Regions from separate parts of the Homo sapiens genome. Here region 2 is linked to region 1. A link is an interaction called in ENCODE POLR2A ChIA-PET data of the cell type or tissue named here. Cell type or tissue: GM12878. All regions are shown on one strand.

Region 1 (2,500 bases):
ATTACAAGTGTGCGCCACCACGCCTGGCTAATTTTTTGTGTTATTAGCAGAGAGGGGATTAGTCATGTTGCCCAGGCTGGTCTTGAACTCCTGAGCTCAGGGAATCCGCCCACCTCAGCCACCCAATATGTTAGGATTACAGGCATGAGCCACTGTGTCCAGTCTCCACTGATATCTTGATTCTCAAAATTCTTTTTTTTTTTTTCCTGAGATGGAGTCTTGCTCTGTCACCCAGGCTGGAGTGCAATGGTGTGGTCTCGGCTCACTGTAACCTCCGCCTCCCAGGTTCAGATTCTCCTGCCTCAGCCTCCTGAGTAGCCAGCACCGCAGGCATCCACCACCACTTCCGGCTAATTTTTGTATTTTTAGTAGAGACGGGGTTTCCCCGTGTTGGCCAGGCTGGTCTCGAACTCCTGACCTCAGGTGATCCACCCGCCTTGGCTTCCCAAAGTGCTGGGATTACAGGTGTGAGCCACCACTCCCGGCCATCAAAATTCTTAATTTAGCACCTCATAGAATAATGGGATTTTATGGCTGAAAGGGATTGTAGAAGTAATCTGGTTCTTTGGTCTTTCATTTTATTCTGATTATTTTTGAGACAGGGTCTTGCTCTGTTGCCCAAGCTGGGGTGCACTGACATTCTTATGGCTCACTATAGCCTCGACCTCCCTGGCCCAGGTGATCTTCCCACCTCAACCTTCTGAGTAACTGGGACTATAGGCACACACCACCATGTCCAGCTTGTTCTTAATATTTTTTTCATTTTTTTGTAGAGATGGGGTTTCACTATGTTGCCCAGGCTGGTCTCAAATTCCTGGCCTCAAATGATCTTCCTGCCTTGGCCTCCAAAAGTGTTGGGATTACAGGCGTGAGCACCTTGCCCTGCATGTTTTATTATGTTTAATAATGAGGCATTGAGGCCTAGGAAAGCTTGGTGATTTGCTGTGAAGTAAATACCAGGATAATGGCAGAACTGAAACTAGAACTGATGTCTCTAGAATCTTAATTCACGATGCTTCCTTTTTCACTGTGAAAGCACATGGTATGTTATTGAGAGAAATTACTATTTGCAAAGGTTGGCTCTTATTATGCTAGTAGTATTAGTCAAATGTCTGGGTTGTACTTGAGAAGGGAAAAATTAGTGTAGAAAGGTGTTTTCTGCCTTCAAAGATCTTCCCATTTTAAAGGTAAGAAAATCTTGCTGATAGCTGGCTGTCTCCTTTGGGTACAAATTCCTGCTTAAAAAAAAAAGCCAAATATATGGTTATTCTTTTTCTTTTTCTTTTTTTTTTTTTTTTTTTTTTGAGACGGAGCCTCATCTGTTGCCCACGCTGGAGTGCAGTGGTGTGATCTCAGCTCACTGCAACCTCTGCTTCCTGGGTTCAAGTGATTGTCCTGCCTCAGCCTCCCGAGTAGCTACAGATGAGTGCCACCACACCCGGCTAATTTTTTTTTTTTTTTTTTTTTTTTTTTTTTTTTTTTTAGACGGAGTCTCGCTCTGTCACCAGGCTGGAGTGCAGTGGCGCAACCTTGGCTCACTGCAACTTCCGCCTCCTGGTTTCAAGCGAGTCTCCTGCCTTAGCCTCCCGGGTAGCTGGGACTACAGGCGTGTGCCACCATGCCCAGCTATTTTTTTTTTGTAATTGATTTGTATTTTTTTATTTTTTATTTTTATTATTATACTTCAAGTTTTAGGGTACATGTGCACAACGTGCAGGTTTGTTACATATGTATACATGTGCCACGATGGTGTGCTGCACCCATTAACTCGTCATTTAGCTTAGGTATATACCAATGGAACAGAACAGAGCCCTCAGATATAATGCTGCATATCTACAACTATCTGATCTTTGACAAACCTGACAAAAAGAAGAAATGGGTAAAGGATTCCCTATTTAATAAATGGTGCTGGGAAAACTGGCTGGCCATATGTAGAAAGCTGAAACTGGATCCCTTCCTTACACCTTATACAAAAATTAATTCAAGATGGATTAAAGACTTAAATGTAAGACCTAAAACCATAAAAACCCTAGAAGAAAACCTAGGCAATACCATTCAGGACATAGGCATGGGCAAGGACTTCATGTCTAAAACACCAAAAGCAATGGCAACAAAAGCCAAAATTGACAAATGGGATCTAATTAAACTAAAGAGCTTCTGCACAGCAAAAGAAACCACCATCAGAGTGAACAGGCAACCTACAGAATGGGAGAAAATTTTCGCAACCTACTCATCTGACAAAGGGCTAATATCCAGAATCTACAATGAACTCAAACAAATTTACAAGAGAAAACAAACAACCCCATCAAAAAGTGGGCGAAGGATATGAACAGACACTTTCTCAAAAGAAGACATTTATTCAGCCAAAAAACACATGAAAAAATGCTCATGATCACTGGCCATCAGAGACATGCAAATCAAAACCACAATGAGATACTATCTCACACCAGTTAGAATGGCAATCATTAAAAAGTCAGGAAACAACAGGTGCTGGAGAGGA
Region 2 (2,500 bases), 230 kb after region 1:
ACTCAGGAGGCTGAGGCAGGAGAATCGTTTGAACCTGGAAGGCAGAGGTTGCAGTGAGCCGAGATAGCGCCACTGCACTCCAGCCTGGGCAACAGAGTGAAACTCTGTCTCAAAACAAAAAACAAAAAAAAACAATAAATATCCAAAGACAGTTAATATATAGGATTGCAAAGCCCATTGTATTAATAGTTCCATATTGCAGGCAATATGATTGACAGCTGTAAATAAAATAATAGAATAAAGTATATTCTCAGGCTACGGTGATATGAACAGAGAATGTTTAATATAACACCTTAAATTCCTGGCATAGGAAGAACTACATAGCCATCAGGTATGGTAATTCTAGAGACTTATATCTCCAGAATGCCTAAATCAATTAAATAAATATTTATTGAGTTTTCCTATAAAGAATTTACAAATATGCAAACAATGTATAATCTGAAGAGAAAGTAAGGCAGGGAAAGAACTAGTTCTCTGTCACATAAGCTGAGGTAAAATAAGCCCAAATAAAAAGCAACGTTCTTAGGAGAGTAGATAGGGCTGAAAAAGTAACTGGTAGCCTGGAATTTGGGACTTGAACTCTAGGCATTGGGAGCCATGGCAGAGTTGTAAAGATATTGCTGACAATATTGCTGAGAAGAATGGCTTGGAAAATGTGTGAATTTAGAGGCAAGGAAACAATCTGGAGGCTGGGACCCAGCCACTGTGCTATGGGTAGGAGATAGGTACCATGGTGAGCAAGACCAGACAAGGTTCCTGACCTTAGGGGACGCAGAGACTGGCAGCAAGACAAGTTAATCAAAAAATCACAGACATAAAATTCTAAACGTTTTAACTGAAATTGGTGCTATGATAACTTGGACCACAGAAACAGGGTGGCCACACACTGCACACTTACAGGGAGCACCACTGGCATAGCAAGTTCTGCAGAGAAGCAGCCCCCACTGGAAGGAGGCAAGGCAGTACCATGAGATGCTGTAGGAGTCTGAAGAGAAGAGGATGTGGCCTTAAGGGGATTTTAAGAAAGCAGAAGACATGAATAAGCCAAAATAGGAAGCTTCACAAAGAATAATTAAGCAATAAACATTGCAGGGTACCCCTTGTTTTGTAATACACATCAGTAATTCCTCTTCTTCAAATGAAACATAGGTGATCATCATTTTGTTTTGATTTTGAATTATTAAGGAAACATTTCTAGATAGTTACAAGGAGCATGTGTAAAAACCAAATACTGCATGCTCCAGAGAATGGGGCAGGATACACAAACAATGTGACTTTTGGACAATAAAATGGCAATGCTTCAAGAAAGCTGTAGCAGAAAACCACACGGTCTTTCAATATTACTCATCATTGAACAAGCACAGGTTTTGCTCATTTTAGAAACAGCAGGGTGTAATGTAAAGTTGAACATGATTTATTTCTCTCCTAGTCCCACACAGAACCTGAGTGTTCTTTTTTGTGACTTGGCTCTTCTGACTGCCCTGAAGATAAGATTGGGTGCTCCTTCCCCCAGCAGCCCATTGCTCTACAAGGTTAATTACAACATGTTTCTACAGGAACTCAGAGCTGACCCCTTGGAGGAAGGGAGAACTCTGGGACACTTCCATTTTTTTGTTTTGTTTTGTTTTAGTTTCCTAACATGTTAAAAAACATAGAAACTTCAAAACAGGGTTACAAAAATTGTGGTATAAAGTTGTATGACAAGTGCCTTCAATTCTGTCAGTGTATCTCTGGTAATTATATGTATATTATCTTTTGGAGATAACATAAAAAGTCTATAAAATTTAAGGCTCATCCTATGGGGCCTCCGGTCCACTATATGACAGGCTCAGAATATTGGGCAGCCAATCTGACATGAGGCATACCTCAGATCCATTTAATGGACAACAACAACAACAAAATCAGATGGAACTAACTTAATAGTCCTAAAAGCCACAGATAAAATGATTGCAGTTATTCCTGCCTAGATTTTATATTCTAAGTACAATTATACAATGCTCATTTTTACCATACAAAGACAATGTTAGACTTGAAACATTTTTTAAGATATAGATACATATTTTATTTTATTTATTTTTATTTTTGTGGGTACATAGTAGGTATATATATTTATGGAGATGCTTTTTTTAAAAAAGAAAGTAAAAATGTTATTCAAAGACCCAACAAATCAAATCACAACATTTTTTTTTTTCCTAAAAGGAATGATAAAGAGGACTTTCGAAAAAAGAATCCTGAAAAGAAAAGAGTCCTACAGGAAAAACAAAAAGAATCTTAAAGGAAAAATGAAAACTCTTGCAGTAAATATGTACAGATAAAAATTGCCTCATAATTGAAGTGTTAAAGTAACAATGGGGTTTGAACTACCTTCAATTAAAACCACACAAACGCACAAATAGCAAAACTCTGAAAGAAAGCTTCAAGTGCATATCTGGCCTTTAAAGTTAATGTTCAGACATGTTAAACAGTTACCTCTTAGATTATACGCATGTGTAATCCATGA

Evidence for each region. ChIA-PET counts read pairs that join two places held together with the same protein. Peaks named below come from ENCODE experiments on the same cell type or tissue, not always from the same donor. Only the 100,000 strongest peaks of a DNase experiment are listed, where the experiment ranks them.
Region 2: POLR2A ChIA-PET joins it to region 1 with 5 read pairs; 1 of 35 experiments calls an interaction of 5 or more read pairs at or near these places.

The regions. Positions count from the first base shown.
Region 1 is chr7:77,389,930-77,392,429 of GRCh38, reverse strand. The region is part of intron 5 of GSAP (gamma-secretase activating protein); the gene reads left to right. Among named protein-coding and RNA genes, the nearest start is that of GSAP, 25 kb to the left of the region's middle. In GM12878, no CTCF peak of the experiment used is centred here; a DNase peak (open chromatin) is centred at 1,079; H3K27ac peaks cover 993 bases.
Region 2 is chr7:77,156,149-77,158,648 of GRCh38, reverse strand. The region is part of intron 1 of CCDC146 (coiled-coil domain containing 146); the gene reads right to left. All of the region lies in intron 1 of LOC124901678 (a long non-coding RNA gene), which reads left to right. Among named protein-coding and RNA genes, the nearest start is that of CCDC146, 35 kb to the right of the region's middle. In GM12878, no CTCF peak of the experiment used is centred here; a DNase peak (open chromatin) is centred at 1,048; H3K4me3 peaks cover 361 bases; H3K27ac peaks cover 807 bases.